Regions from separate parts of the Mus musculus genome. Here region 1 is linked to region 2. Evidence: chromatin loops called from intact Hi-C (ENCODE). Cell type or tissue: left cerebral cortex. All regions are shown on one strand. Each heading gives the region's core, and the rest is flanking DNA. Links, peaks and the distances in the headings are about the cores only.

Region 1 (5,000 bases), core at 1-5,000, 77 kb after region 2:
ATTTGAATGCGTGGTCATTAGGGAGTGGCAGTACTTGACAATGATTAGGAGGTGTGGTCTTTTGGAGTAGGTGTGGCTTTGGGTTTCAATTGTTGAAGACAGGCCTCTTGTCTCTCTTCCTGCTGCCTGCCAAGCCAGATGTAGATCTCTCGGCACCATCTCTGCCATGTTGTTCCTCAGCACCGTCTCTGCCATGCTTCCTGCCATGATGACAAGGAACTAAACCTCTGACACTGTAAGCCAGCCCCAGTTAAATGTTTTCCTTTATAAAAGTTCCCATGGTCATGATGTCAACAATAGAACATTGACTAAGACACCGTGCACAGGGGAAGCAGGTAATACAAAATGCTCATAAGGTCTCCTGGGTGTTGGACTTAGGAGACGACGGTATAAAGAATTAAAGTGAGTCATATGTAAAGAACGACCTTGGGCAGTGTGGGAGCTGGGCCACACCAAGCAGGCTGTCAACATAATAAAAACTTCATTAAGGGACTGCAGCAGATGTCAGCAGGGATAAGAGTGACAAGCATGGAATGTAGGTCATATGAGATGACCCACACCAAGAAACTGGAAGGAAAAAGAGTCACAGCTATATGGGCAAAGGCATGGTGAACTGTCAGTAAAAGTTAGCATTCCTCAAACTAAGAGTTTGACTTGTAGATATGTGCTAAGAGAATTTGAATGTATCTACATACCAGTTTATACACTAATGTTTACGGTAAATTATCTCTAACAGCCAAAATGGAAAGGCCCAGTTGTCTACAAGTTAGCAAGCAAATGAGCAGCATGATGAACCACAAAAGCATGCTAAGTGAAGTAAGCCAAAGAGGCCACATGTATGATTCTGTTTATGTGCAGTGTTCAGAATAAGTAAATCTGTAGGGAAAGTCAGATGACTGCTCTGGGAGTGCAGAGGAAGAGTCAGCGGCTGTCGCTGGCAGTGCGGGGATACTCTGGGGTCAGACGGAGAGTCAGCGGCTGTCACTGGCAGTGCGGGGATACTCTGGGGTCAGACTGAGTCTTCCAGCTCTGTACATAGAAACAAACACTGGACTAACGATATGTTCAGTGTTTACTTGTTACTTATATGCATATGTGTTTGTGTCAGAGTATGTGCATGTAAGCAGGTGCCTGCAGAGGCAGGGAGGGTGAACCAGATTCTCTTGGAGCCGACCAGTGTGGGGCTAGGAGCGGACCTTACATTCTCTGTAAGAGCAGTATACACGCTTTTAACTGTTGAGCCATCCTGCCAGCCCTGGAGTGTGGTAGTTTAGAAACAAACCTTAGTTATCCTAAATAGAGGAAGCATATTTACTTAGTGTTCCTGAAGTTCCAAAGTGCGTACCGTAACCACGTTAACCCGGCGTGTTCCAATCTAGAGCTCCTTAGAAGCCAGTTTTAAGTGGCTACCTCCCCTCGTCCCTGGCTGTAGTTACTCAACACTGAGATGCAACTGATTTTAAGTAGCTACCTCCCCACGTCCCTGGCTATAGTTACTGTACTCAACACTGAGATGCAGCTGATTTTAAGTAGTTACCTCCCCACATCCCTGGCTATAGTTACTGTACTCAACACTGAGATGCAGCTGATTTTTCCCAAAATTACATGTCCTAGATATTTGAAGTGGACGATGAAAAATGAAGCCAGAAACAAATGGAGTTATTTTAAAGTCTAATAGCATTATTAGCTGAAAGATCTTTTTAATTTGGATAGCTATAGACAGTTTGATATTTCAGAGTCTGAGGTAAAGATGAACAGGTCTGTCTGCATCAGATGGGTGTTATACGTCCATGTTACAGGAGCCCATGAGCCAGCTTATTAAATATTTAATGCCCGAGTATAGCCTCTAACTACAATCTGACAAAACAATAGAATATTCCTTCCTGCCCCCTTTTATTGAAGTAGAAAAAGTACCTTTTCAGCATGGCGTAATCATTAGTTTCAGTAATATGAAGGATAATTTAGGAATCCCTTCACCGTTTTCCCTGACCATTAAACTGAGATTTGGGTTTTTCTTTCCACACTTGGCTTGGGGCAGCCGCCTGGCTCACTGGCAGGAGTCCTTTGCACTGCCAAGCCATAGTCTTGTGTTTCCCTGGTTACATGGATCTTTCCTGCTGGGAAGCTGGCCGTCCAACCCAGGGAATCGGCTACAGAATGTGTGATGAGTTAGGGTGGCCGCAAACCCAAAAATGAACTAAAAAGCAATGAAGCGTCTCGGTCTCTCCTTAGAGAGCCTAATGCTGCCATCTAGTGGGCAAACAGTGCAAGAGCACATCATGTTATGTGACACAGGACATTCCTTTGTACCATTAAATGAACTTAAGGTGTCTAACTTACACAGTTGTGGCCACTGAGACTTTCCGGGTGGTTTTCATTTTTGAAAAATGTGACACAGTGACTTGCCAGGTGAGTTTTGGGGGCAAATGTGAGTCTTATAGATACACAGTTGTCGGTGTCATACAGTCCCACAAGTAGGAACAGCCAGTGCAGAGATGCATGAGACAAACTTGGTACCTTGTTAAAGGAACAAAGGGAGGGAGAGCGCCCAGCAGGAGAGGCTGGGGCAAGATGGAAATGGAGAAGTCTCAGTGGGTGGGGACAGGGCAGACAGGTAGGACCTTGTTAGGTCCTTTGTGTACTTAGGATTTTATTCTAAGCTATGACTAAAGAACATAGGAAGGCCAGAACATAGGTTTAGGACCTGGAAAAATGGAATTGTCACTGGCTGAGATGGGTAGGAACGCGGGTAGAATGGGTTTTGGGGGGCTGGGAGGAGATTTAGTTTGCCTGGCTGGTCCCGTATGATGTTCATTGCTGATTGGCCATCTATCTCAGGAATCTGGATGTCAGGGAGAATGTTGTCACAAATTATGTGGGAGGTTGAGATGCCAAGGGTTGAGGGCCAGGAGTCCAGTAGTCATTGTCAACTCTCTGGATTTCTCATCTTCTTGGTGAGATAGCTGACTAGCTAAGAGTGAAGATGCCGGGCTCCCCCGCGGGAGGCTAGAGGGGAGTGGAAATTGTTGACATCATAACTACAGCACTCAGGAAGCCGCCTCCTCACATCGTGGTTCCAAAGATCAGAGCCCAGGAAGAATCATGATAGGCGGTTTCACCTCATCCTGAGGAGAATCCTGCTGAAGATGAATGTTTTCTGGAAAGGGCCCATCCTGGGGGGCGGGGGAGCGACGGCTCTTGGATGAGGCCTAGTGAAGTGTTGTGAAAGCAACCTGACGGGATGTTCTTGTGCTGGTGCAATTTCACCAAATCAGCAGGTTATACTTTGTGTGTGTGTGTGTGTGTGTGTGTGTCTGTCTGTCTGTCTGTGAGAGAGAGACAGAGACACACAGAGAGAGACTGCTTGTCAGTGTTTATACTGCATGGCTGCAGGTGACTATGGAGCCCAGCAGAGGGAGTCTAACTCTTGAATCTGGACATTGAGAAGGTGATGAGCTCCCTAGTGTGGTTGCTGGAACCTGAACCTGGTCCTCTGCAAGAGCAGCAAGTGTTTTCTTACCATGAAACCATCTCTCCAGCCCACAACTTTTAAATTGTTTTGTTTTGTTGAGACATGATCTTACCGTGTACCTTGGCTGGCCATAAATTCAGACATCCCTCTGCCTCTGCCTTCTAAAAGCTGGGATCCTTAACAGTGCTGGGACTTGAAGGTATCTGCCACCACACTCTGCTAGTAGCATGTTACATTCTAAATTCCCTGCTGTCCTGGGACAGCGTTTTGAACTTTAAATGTGCTACGGTGCAGAAAGTACCTGGGTGTGCTGCATCTGCAGGGCGAGCTACTGGCTCCCAAAGCTGCAGCTGGGTAGCATCACAGGGCTAGGGTGAGCTTTGTTTCAAGTGCATTTGAAATTTTTTAAAATGCTTATTTTGTGCACAGGGATGGAAGGGCACACGTCATGGCCTGCTTGTGGAGGTCAGAGGACTGTGTGGCCCCCAGAGGTAGAGCCCAGGACATGACTCTTGTTGCCAAGTGCCTTTCCTACCGACTCCTCTCCAGTAACTGAGGAAAGCCCTCAGATAGGAGTTTGGAGAGAGCCAAGTGCACGTTTTCATTCATTCATTCATTCATTCATTCATTCATTCATTGAAGCCTAGGGCCCAAGACCTGAAGGTGAAGGGTATGAAGGAAGAGACGCCGCATGCTGTGACAGACAAGAGGAAGTTGATCTGTGTGCTTTTTTTCTCTTTGTGGCAATTTTTAAATGTTTCTTACTCATTTTTAGTTACGAGTTTGTTTTTCTCAGACTACTGTGCTTGCTTCAAAACCTCCAACTACCGTTGTTCCCCACTCACTAATCCTTACAAAGCTAGCCGTCTTTGATGTACTAAGTCAGAATTATCCTTCTCCGCTGCTGTATGAGCCACAAGGGCATTTTTCATTTCTCATTCTTAACTAATGTTTTTCTCTGACATTCAGGCTCACCTCTTCGGTCTCTGTTGGCTGGCTCTGGATGATATAGAGCCATTTGAATAACAACATCCAGTGTCTGCCTGGTTTGGGAGAATAAAGACGATCTAGAAGGCTCTTGCTTTAAGGATGAACGTGGTCACCATGCAGCACGGAGAGAGGGAGGCATAGGGGAGCTCTGCCCACTGTGAGAGGTGTTTGCATCTTGCTCCTTGTGGCAGTTTGAATATGCTTGGCCAAGGGAGTGGCACTACTAGGAGGAGTGGCCTTGCTGGAGGAAGTGTGTTACTGTGAGGTGGGCATTGAGTCCCTCCTAGCCACGTAGGGGACAGTCTTCTCCTGTCTGCCTTGGATGAAGACGTAGAACTCTCAACTCCAGAAGTCCCAGGTCTGCCTGGAGGCTGCCATGTACCTTGATGCTAATGGACTGAAGCTCTGAACCTATTAAGCCAGCCCCAACTCAATGCTGTCCTTTATAAGAGCCACCTTGGTCATGGTGTCTGTCCACAGAAGTAAACCCTAAGCCACCCCTCATGTTTGGGAAAATCTCACTTGCAGAACGAGCTGC
Region 2 (11,274 bases), core at 2,420-7,419:
GCTTTAAGTAGCTCTTCCAGTTACACAAAATTGCACTGAGATCACTGGACTTGGATCCTGCCTCTCTTGCATCTATAGGACTTAACACTATCATGCCTATCTCAGGAAACTCAGACATACTCAACCCTTTCTGTGGCTACACCTTCACACTATGATATATCTGAGTCCTAAAAGTAGATGATTTTACATAGGAACTTGGTGGCCCACCTGCTGTGTCCTTGAAAATGTATCCAGCTTTCCTTGTCTTGCATTCCTCATTGGCAAAAAGGTACATTTTAGCTCTATGGCAAGTCAGTTATAGGGTTCAAACACTATCACATTAAAGGGAGAGAATAAAGGTTCGGATAACCTACATAAAGTGTCTGCATTCATGGCTCTCCGGCTTAATCTTCTCAGTAGGAACTTCCAGGGAAATCTTTTCCCTCTGTCTTACAAGATTCCTAGCATACAATGCACTCATTTCCTCCACTGCTTTCAGAGTTGTTTTTCAACAAGCTAAACTTATTGGGCCATTTCTCTGCCAGAAAGTCACTACATTCCCCATTCCAGTTCCCCCTGGACTCGCCAAGCTGTTCACTTAAAACGGAATCAGCCTCTAACAGCTGGAACTGTGAACGCCACACCTTGGTGCTACTGATACCTTCAGTGCTCTGTATGCTCTGTCCCAGGACTGCCTCATCTCACACACAAACTTCTTGTGTGAGAAGACCTGACTTCTCAGGACGATCTCCCCAAGTCAAAAATCAAGCCGGAGGCGGAGGCGGAGGCGGAGGCGGAGGCGGAGGCGGAGGCGGAGCCACTGAGCACTTTATTAAAAGTATTAACCAAGCAAAGCTAGAAATTCCTGAGATGTAATTACTTTAGGGAGAGATTCACTTTTGAATAAAAATCAAATCAAGTGCCCTGTCCAGGGCTATGTCTGGTACGTTAGACAGCTGTTCCGTAGTGTGGAATAGTCAAATGTAATGCTCTTATAATTAACACACTCAACTTCTCCCTTTCTCTTGGTTTTTTCCCCTCTCTCTTTTTGAATTTCCTTCCATCCCCCTGCAGTCGAATAATGTGTTCTCACAATGGCCTCAAACTCACAATGTAGTCAAAGATAATCTTCAACTTGTAATGTCCTCCTGAGTGCTGTGTTTGTCGCTGTGTGCCTCCACCCCTGGTTTATACAGTACTGGTGATGGTACCTAGGGCTTCTGCATGCTAAATAAGCCCTCTACCAACTAAGCAACTTCCCCAGCCCTATTTAACTAATTTTAATCTATATTATAATGATATATAATTATAATGTTTGAATACAAGAGGTTGTTTTTATTAGAAGTAATAAGGCTTATTATACCTCTTTGAGATTTTCCCCAATTGCAAATCTTTAAAAACAAGCAACTCAACCACCCATTAAAAAAAAAAAAAAGAAAGAAAGAAAAAAAAGGAGGCTGAAGTGAACACATAGCTCCTATTTTAAGCCCAAGGTAATTATGTAGACTGTGATAATGACCCATGGATATTGGTAATCCATTGCAGCTTGATAATTACACTCCATGAAGAGTTCAGATTAGCGTGCTCCTTATTTTTCTGTAGAAGCTACAATTTAGAGTCAGCTCTAAACCCTATGGTGAAAGGACCTCTTCTGAATCATAAAGACTGGAATTCCCAAGTCTCCGTAGCTTCATACTCTCTCTCTCTCTCTCTCTCTCTCTCTCTCTCTCTCTCTCTCTCTCTCTGCCAATTCCGTTTTAAAATGTGTAATCAGTGGACAGTTACTTTTTCCAAATTCTCTGAAAACAGTTGAACAAAAGTAACAAGAAAGGATTGTTGATCTGAAACCTGAATAACTGTCATCACAGCAGGAAGGGGGGAGGAAGAATGGAGAGAGAGAGAGAGAGAGATGATTTATTGCCAGGCTTGACTTCAAACAACAGTTCATTTAGAATAATTTGCTGTAGATTTTGAAGTCAATAACTTAGCAGCCGCTGGGGAAAGACCTCAAGCAAACGCAGCATCGCTGACGTCACTCAGATCACTGCTTCTCAGGGCTGCCCTGGAGTTCTGCTTGCAAACTCATTAGCGGCACTTAATTATAATCATTATATGATTCTCTCCCAGTGAGGCCTGGCCCTTATCAGTCAGGATGCTTATTGTATTATTTCTGAACTCTCAGTGTCTTTATATATCTATTGTTTAGAACTTAGCAGACCTTTAATAGATGTTTGTCAAGGAGACGGTGCTCATTTGGGTAAATATACGTTCTGAACCTTAATGAGTGAGTCTGGGTACACAGCACTTGTTGAGGCTATTCTTGGTTCTGGCCCACTTTGAAGACTATCCCTTTCAAAGTCCTTCAGCTCTATAAAACCATGCATCATTTAGGTTTAAGATGCATGAAATTTTAAGTTCAAAAGGATAAAGTTTAAAATAAAAATGATCATTCATCCAAAAAAAAAAAGTGCCCCACAGACTTGCTTATGGGTTAATCTGATGGAGGCAATTCCTCAATCAAGGTTCTCTCTTTCCAGATGACTCCAGCTTGTGTCAAGTCAACAGAAGTACTAAGCAGGCACCCTGCCCTGTGGAGTTCCCACTCCCTGGCTGGGATCCTGAAGTGGAGAGAGAGAGCTGAGACCATGCACTCACTGTTCTCTGCTTCTGCTTGTGGATGCCTTGTGAGCAGCTGCTTCAAGCTTCTGTTACATTGACCTCTCTGCTAGGGTGACTCTGTCCTTGAATGGTGGACTGAAATAAGCCTCTTCTCCCTTAATTTGCTTTGGTTGGAGATTTTGTTTTGTTTTTAAATCAGAGCAACATGAAAAAAAAAATAAGCTGACATGTTTATAAGGTGTACTTCCCATTATCAGTTAAAAAACGACCTGCGGCGGTACTGGGTGCATTTACAGCTTTTGCCAACCGTCACCTCTCTATAGTTCCAGAACATGTCTATTGCTTCACGGGGACATGTGAGCCAGTGGAGCCATTGCGTTCCATGGCCTGCTCTGCTCAACCCTTGCCTAGCTCTTGGTTTTGCTCTGTGGATTTACCTGATGAGAAGAATCACACAGTGAGTGACTGTCGTCTCTATCTTCTTTCACCTAATGATCTGGAGGTTCACCTACCTTTTGGCAGCCTTCGCCTTCCTTTTATAGCTGAACAATATTCCACTGTGGGTACAGACTGTAATAGGCCTATTGGATCTTCTCTCTGTGTCTAGGGAATAGGGTTGTAAATACTGGGGCACCGCCCTCACTCATGTTAATGATGTAAGTATTCTAGAACAGTCTGAGGACTATTAACCGTAATTTTGGGGTAGAGTGATTACAGATGACTTATTTTTATAATATTTAGAACATTGAGCCTAATCACACCAGCTTCCATTTCTTCATGTGTAATGGGAAGAAAATAAGCTTTGCCTAATTGGATTTTTTTTAAAGGGAAGCACTGTAACATACTTAGAAATATGTGGGTGGCACCTGCTCAGTACTGAATTTATGATTTTATTCATTTGATGTGTGTGTGTGTTTCTCTGGAAGCCAGAAAAGTGCATTGGATCCGCTGGAGGCAGAGTTACAGGTAGTTGTGAGCCATCTGACTTGGGTACTCGAATTAGTACTGTGGTCCTCTGCAAGAGCAGCAAGTGCCCTAAAGCGATACGCCATCTCTCCAGCCCTTTCATGATATTTAAAGCATTTTCCTTTAACAGATCACTTGCTGGGTTAAACAGGCTTTTTTTTTTTTTTTTTTTTTTTTGTGCATTTTCATGGGGCACACTTAAGTAAGGTGTGTGTTCCTATTTGCTAATAGTCATTACAGCTGGTGAGAGTTGAAGGGTATTTATTATATTTTGTAGATCTCACTTTAACTAGGTATATCTTTCCACAGTATGTCTCCTTCCAAGTTTCAATTCAAATAATCAAGGAACTTATTCCCCTGCCTTCTGCCGAAGCTGTCCTAGTCTTTGTTTCAGCTTTGATTTGTGTTGCAAATACAACTAGCCAGGTTGTCATCTTAGGCCGCAAAGGGACCGATGAAAGATAATGATTTCTTATACACAACCAGGAAAATTTGTTATGCTCAGGTCTTACTAAATAATACCAAACCTTCCCCCAGAATATTTTTAGATAAATCTCATATGTTATTTTTCATCGAAAACTTAACTTTGCCAAATGCGCACTTCTTGATGTGTCAGAATTGAGGCCAGGAGTTCTCTGGCCTGCGCAGTGGCGCCTGAGGCCCTCGGATTTGAGAGGCGAGGCCGAGCGCGGCGAGCTAGGGGTAGTGTTGGTAGGGGTTCGAGTCCCACCATGTTACCGCGTCCTAGATTCCGCAGGTGTCCTGCAGGGGGAGGGGGCGGAGCGTCGGGGGCGTGGCTGGATAGGGCGTGTCTCCGGGCTCCGCCCCTCCCGCGTCGGCGGCTGCGGCGCCTCCCCCGCCCGCGCGCCCTTGCTCCGCGTCCGGCCCGCCTCGCCCCCGCGCGGCCTCTCCGCTTTCTCTCCCGCTTCGCTCCGGCCTCTCCGAGTCTGCAGCGGGGCGCCGGGAAGATGGCGGCGCGGGGAGGCGGCGCGGGGGGCGCGGGCTCGGGATCCGGACCCTCTGCTGGGACGGCGGGGGAGGCCGCGGAGCCCGCGCTGCGCCCGGGGGAGGTGGCTGCGCTGCACCCCCAGGAGGTGGCTGCACGGCTGCAGCGGATGCGACGGGAGCTGAGCAACCGGCGGAAAATCCTAGTGAAAAACCTGCCCCAGGACAGCAGCTCCCAGGTATGGGCACCGGGCCGGGGTGACCGGGGCGGGTTTGGGGACACCGCAAAACCGGAGGAGACCGTAATGGTCCCGGCGCCTAGGAGAGAAGGAGGTATGCGCACCGAGCCCAGAGCCCTTTGCCTCGACGAAGCCTTTCTGCAGCCAGCGAGAGCAGCGTGTTGGGAAACTGAGGCTGGGCAAGGCGGAGCGGCTCGTGCAAGGTCAGGGGGTTCTGGGGCGGATGCTGCCACGTCTGGTCTGTACTTTGTGTTCCCTCCAGCCCAAGGCGGTGTTGAAGGTGAAGGCGCGTGGTGGGGAGCTGAGGAGCTCAGATTTAGGGGGCTGGCTTCCGGAGCCCCTCGAGAAGGGAAGGGGTCCCGCGTAGGGTGTTGGGGACTTGGATTGCCACGGGGGCGGGGTCACGGGAAAGCTGGGCGAGTTCTTCTGCAGAAGCACTTGACCAAGTTTGTATGAAACAACTTTGCTCCGCTTGTTAAGGCCGCAGAGAGCAGAGGCTGATACTGCGCCGGCAGTCTTGCAGCCTTCTGCCAAACCAAGTATGGCAGGATTTGTTTCTGTGCTTGCGCGGAGTTTAAAGCTAAGCAGCTCGCAGTCTTTAATCCAGATTAACTGTTGCTTCTTGGATTAGAAAGCCCGAGTCGACTTAACTTCTTTTTTTTTTTTTCCCTGATTGCGAAAGTTAAAATCTTATTGTAGGAGCGCTAGAGAATTTGAAGGATTTTCTCGGGATTCATATTCATTCATTCTCATTCATAGCCCTCCCCATTTTTTTCTCTCTGTTTTTCCCTCTTTTCCTCTCCTTTCTTTCTTTGAGACAGCGTGCCAAGTATCCCCAGGCAGGCCTTGAATTTCTGATCCTCCTTTCTCCACCTACCATGTGCTAGGATTTCAGGTGTGTACCACAGGCTCGGCGCAACAGTCCTGCATGCATGAGAGAGTGTGTGTTTATTACTCCCAAGACTTCATGAATGCATGCAACACTCTACCAACTGAACTATAACCATGTTGTCTTTCTTCCTTTTCTTGTGCACAAGTATGCACATGCATTTGTTTTTGTTTTTTATCAAAAACATGAAACAATGTAGCATTCTTTAGGTTTCCTACAGTTTTCCTGAAGATGCTTGTACGTTGCATGTATAGGTATTTGGTGTAAACTAGATCTGCCTTGATAGGTCGGACCACGGAAGGAATTTCATAAACCCACCCTATTCTGTTATGAAATTCCTCATACAGAGTTCATACAGAGTTGCAAGAGGACTGGTTAGTGACAGTTGCATGTTCTCTGTGACTTATAGAATATGATAATGCCTACCTCATTACCATTGGTAGACTTTCTGTAGATATAATAAACATAAGCCTACAACCTCATAAGGTATTTAGGTGGTGGCATCTCACCATTCAACTTAAGAGGTGCCACAGAGCCTACTTCCCTCTGTCAGGTGGTGGTTTTGGGTTGCCACCTGAAGGTCCTCTACACTGGAAAAACAGCCTTCCTGCTCCTGAATGGGGAAGGTCTCCGTGGAGCTCAGGGAGAGGGGGGCTTGGGAGAAGCAGATGGCATCTACAGAACAAATTAAAGAACTATGGACTCTGTGATAGACAAGCTAGCAGAAGATGGAGAAGTGTCTGGATTTCCTCTGCAGAATGTCAGCTATTTCTGTTGTAACATTCCCCTTCCTGAAGTCTAAAAACACTTAATGCAAATTCAAGGCTGTTCTGTGTGTTCTTGCTTCACTGTTAGCTTTTGCATTTCTGTTCCCAAAAGAGGTGGAAAAGAAACCCAAGGGTCTGAGGAACTATTTCAATCCTACCTCATCTAAATGCTGACAGAAGGTTTTTAGACACTCACATCTGCGATTGTTTGGGGGTAGGGACATTTTTCCCCCTCGGTTTTAAACTTACAGCTACTCTAAATCTCAGGATTTTTTCTGTAAAAAGTAGCTAGTTTATTTGCATAAATGAGCGAATAAAATTGATTTAAACTAAGATGTCTCAGTAAAGTCATTTAAATTTTGCATCAAGCTCAATTCTCATGTGCCCCCCCCCCCAACACATACACACTTAAAAGAACTGGAGAGATTCACTCAAAAGTCAAAACAGAGCTGCCAGTCAGTGGCGAAGCAAATATCTCCTGACTGATTCTGCCATGGATCTTTTCTCGAGTAATGGGGAGAATAAACTGTTTTGATGGTTCTGATACACAGTTTTGAAATCTAAACACATCAGCCTTTGCTCTCACGTGTTGGAGCATGTTCTTTGCCCCTTACCCCAAGCCCCTCGTCCTCAATACGTGTATTAGCTTTGCCAGTTTTCTGTTCGTGTTTGTAACTAAAAATGGCAGTGTGACCTAGGTAAGTAAATTAGGTGTAAGTATGTTAACTTCCAAAAGATAACAAAAAGGAAGTCCAATAGATTATTTTTGTGTGATAATGAGTGGTTTGTTTGTTTTTGGTTTTTTTTTTTTTGGTTTTGGTTTTGGTTTTAGTTTTCAAGACAGGGTTTCTCTGTGTAGCCCTGGCTGTCCTGGAACTCACTATGTAGGTAGGCTGGCATTGAACTCAGAAATCCTCCTGCCTCTGTCTCCTGAGTACTGGGATTAAAAGCTTGCACCAACACATTCAGCTTTAATTTTCAACTTTGTAATTTTTTTTATATTTAATTATCTTGTATTTTATGTGTATGGGAGTTTCTGTTATGTATGTCATGTGGATGCCTGCTGCCCACAGAGATCTGCGGAGGGCATCAGGCTCCTCTGGAACTGGAATTAGTTGTGAATGTCTATTAGCCTCTGGGTGGGTGCTGGAAACTGAACCCCCGTCCTCTACAAGAGCAACAAGTGCTTTATTCACTTAGCTATTGTTCCAGCCTCTCCTCCACGTCCATCTCTTCTGAGGCAGAGTCTCTCATTGGTCAGCAGCTTACCCATTAGTTTGGGCTGCCTGGCCAGCAAGCCCCAGTGTCCTCCTGTCTCTACCTCCACACCACTGGGATCCCAAGGATCTAAATGACATTTTAGGACTGGTAAAGCAAGCACCTTTCCGACTGAGCTAGTTCCCCAGCCTCTGGGGAATTTCTTCTTAAACATAGCTCTTTAAAATACAATTTGAATTTCTTTCACATATTTGTATAACATTTACAGTGACGACAGCCTACAGCTTCACAGTTTCTGTGACTTAAATATTTATAGAAAGTACTTTAAAAGTGAAACCTTTAGAAGTACATGCATGAAATAGAGAAATACAAATTATAAGATCTTGCTGGACCTGATGGCACAGCCCTGTGATGCGTGCTCCTTGGGAGGCTGAGGCAGAAGCACTTTAAGAATAAGATCATCCTCGGCTACAGAGCAAGTTTCAGGTCCAGCCAGGGCAACTTAGTGAGACCCCGTCTCGCAATTAAGAAGTAAACACAGATAGAGCTGGGATTATACCTCAGTGGCAGGGTACTTGCCTAACAAATGTCTGGGTTTGGTCCCCAGTACTGGGGAAAATAAGTAGTATATACAAGCACACATACATACACACATATTAAAGTCTTTATGTTCATATTACTGTGCAGTCAGTCAGACTCTCTCTGGTCTGCCTCTGTCACTTTCTGCAATCTGCTTGGCTCTCTTGTTTACCCAGTCCCAGCTTTGGATCAGGTCTCTTTACCTTTTGAAGACATGGTTATAACTTTCCTGTTTGTCATATCTGTGGTCCTTCCCATCTCTTACGTCCTAGCCTGTCCTTTGTACAGTATCACTGTGTCACTTGAGAGAAATCCCATCTCCCTTTCTTGTTTAAAAAAAATCCTCAGCTGGGGAGATGGTTTGTTGAATAATGTGCCTGTTGTGCAAGCGTGAGGACTGCAGTTCGAATCCTTAGAACCCAAAGCTGTGCAGCTTAGCACCCAGGAGACAGAAACACAGGGTCCCCAAGGCGAGCTGGCTAAATAGATTGAGCTCCGGGTCTAGCCAAAGATCCTGCCTAAACAGAGTGGCGAACAATTACAGAAGACATTCAGTGTCAACTTTAAGCCTCCACAAGCATGCCCATACATGTCACCTGCACCCGCACACACATAGACACATGAAAAAGAAATAAAAAATGACCCTACAGAAAACCATTGGCTTCGTTTACCCAGAACCAGTGCCTAAACCACTCATCATAGTAGTAAACAGTGGCTCTCATTTGACTGTTGTGAGAGGGAAGCTGGGTCAAGTTTTGTGTTCTGTCTGAAAATTTCCCATTTTATGTTCTACTAGGACCACTGAATTTAAAAGTGATTTAGAATAACTTCATCACAAAATGTTCTTTTTTCCCCTGAGATTTGACACTTAGAGAAAGTGTCCATTTTTTACCCTATGGCTTTCCACAGCTCCTGTTCTCTTGTTGTTATTTTGTTTTATTATTTTTAGTTTAGTGTATGTTTGCTTGCCTGTATCTATGTGTACTGTGTACGTTCCTGGTGCCCATGGAGGCCAGAAAGAGGTGTTGGAATGCCAGGAACTGAAGTTATAGGCAGCGAGTTGGAAGCTGCCCTGAGGGCACCAAAAACCAAACCCAAGTTCTCTGTGAGAGCACCCAATGTTTATAGCTGCCGGGCCATCCCTCCATCCTCCTAGGCATGACCTCTGAGTAGTTTGACATGATACGATGGAAATCTAAGATTTATGACTCCCCCCCCCCCCCCCCCCCCCCCGCCTAACCCACCACTCCGGATGTCTTCTGTAGATCCATCCATTCCCAATAGTCTTGCCCTGGATTCTAGGCAACCATTCATAACTCCAATCCCTTATACCCACTTTTGGCCTAGTCAGGCATAAGGCATGCACTTGGTACATGCATGCATGCACACACAAACACAGGCAAACACACAAATACAGTAAAAAACTTAAGTATTTAAAAAATATTTTATTTCTCTAAGTTACATATTCATTGTTTGTTATCCTTTTCTGATGTCATTAAGCAGAGTTAACTTGTCAGTTCTGGCTGCTTGGTGTTCATTACTGCATTCCCAGTGTAACAAGGCCACTGAGAACTGTGAAAGAGACATACTTCTGGATTTCTGGGACACCATAGCCTCCTCAAGTTTTGAGTGTTGGCAGAAATTCTCAAAAAGTGTTTCAGAAATGCTATTCTGTGCTGTTGAAGCCGAATTCTACAAGACTATTTGGAGGCCTGCATCAGTGGTCTGTTAAGTGCATGTACCAAAAGCATCACATAATTGAGAGAGCACACCCCAGGTGATCTAGAGAGCATGCCCCAGGTGATCTGGAGAGAGCATGCCCCAGGTGATCTAGAGAGAGCATGCCCCAGGTGATCTAGAGAGCATGCCCCAGGTGATCTAGAGAGAGCATGCCCCAAGTGATCTAGAGAGAGCATGCCCCAGGTGATCTAGAGAGCATGCCCCAGGTGATCTAGAGAGAGCATGCCCCAAGTGATCTAGAGAGAGCATACCCCAGGTGATCTAGAGAGAGCATGCCCCAGGTGATCTAGAGAGCATGCCCCAGGTGATCTAGAGAGAGCATGCCCCAGGTGATCTAGAGAGAGCATGCCCCAGGTGATCTAGAGAGCATGCCCCAGGTGATCTAGAGAGAGCATGCCCCAGGTGATCTAGAGAGAGCATGCCCCAGGTGATCTAGAGAGCATGCCCCAGGTGATCTAGAGAGAGCATGCCCCAGGTGATCTAGAGAGCATGCCCCAGGTGATCTACAGAGCATGCCCCAGGTGATCTAGAGAGCATGCCCCAGGTGATCTACAGAGCATGCCCCAGGTGCTCTACAGAGCATGCCCCAGGTGATCTAGAGAGAGCATGCCCCAGGTGATCTACAGAGCATGTCCCAGGTGCTCTACAGAGCATGCCTCAGGTGATCTAGAGAGCATTCCTCAGGTGATCTAGAGAGCATGCCCCAGGTGATCTAGAGAGCATTCCTCAGGTGATCTAGAGAGCATGCCCCAGGTGATCTACAGAGCATGCCCCAGGTGATCTACAGAGCATGCCCCAGGTGCTCTACAGAGCATGCCCCAGGTGATCTAGAGAGCATGCCCCAGGTGATCTAGAGAACATGCCCCAGGTGATCTACAGAGCATGCCCCAGGTGCTCTACAGAGCATGCCCCAGGTGATCTAGAGAGCATGCCCCAGGTGATCTAGAGAACATGCCCCAGGTGCTCTACAGAGCATGCCCCAGGTGCTCTACAGAGCATGCCCCAGGTGATCTAGAGAGCATGCCCCAGGTGATCTAGAGAACATGCCCCAGGTGATCTACAGAGCATGCCCCAGGTGCTCTACAGAGCATGCCCCAGGTGATCTACAGAGCATGCCCCAGGTGATCTAAAGAGAGCATGCCCCAGGTGATCTACAGAGCATGCCCCAGGTGCTCTACAGAGCATGCCCCAGGTGATCTAGAGAGCATGCCCCAGGTGATCTAGAGAACATGCCCCAGGTGATCTACAGAGCATGCCCCAGGTGCTCTACAGAGCATGCCCCAGGTGATCTAGAGAGCATGCCCCAGGTGATCTAGAGAACATGCCCCAGGTG

The links. A loop is a pair of places that touch in the nucleus more often than their neighbours do. Peaks named below come from ENCODE experiments on the same cell type or tissue, not always from the same donor. Only the 100,000 strongest peaks of a DNase experiment are listed, where the experiment ranks them.
Region 1: a loop joins it to region 2, with 2.1 times the contacts of the local background. A loop is called at or near these places in 3 of 42 quality-filtered maps.

Annotation. Positions count from the first base shown.
Region 1 is chr4:101,144,049-101,149,048 of GRCm38, forward strand. All of the region lies in intron 11 of Raver2 (ribonucleoprotein, PTB-binding 2), which reads left to right. Among named protein-coding and RNA genes, the nearest start is that of Gm24468, 40 kb to the right of the region's middle. In left cerebral cortex, for the core only: CTCF peaks have their summits at 2,265 (motif pointing left), 2,467 and 3,405 (motif pointing right); DNase peaks (open chromatin) are centred at 2,198 and 3,073.
Region 2 is chr4:101,064,582-101,075,855 of GRCm38, forward strand. It overlaps Raver2 (ribonucleoprotein, PTB-binding 2), which reads left to right and starts at 4,457. Exons shown (of 12, transcript NM_183024.1): 1 at 4,457-4,748. The coding sequence starts at 4,533. It overlaps Gm35956 (a long non-coding RNA gene), which reads left to right and starts at 4,756. Exons shown (of 2, transcript XR_867959.2): 1 at 4,756-10,439; 2 at 10,532-11,274. In left cerebral cortex, for the core only: a CTCF peak has its summit at 4,318 (motif pointing right); DNase peaks (open chromatin) are centred at 3,471, 4,412, 4,886, 5,164 and 1 more place; H3K4me3 peaks cover 1,754 bases; H3K27ac peaks cover 604 bases.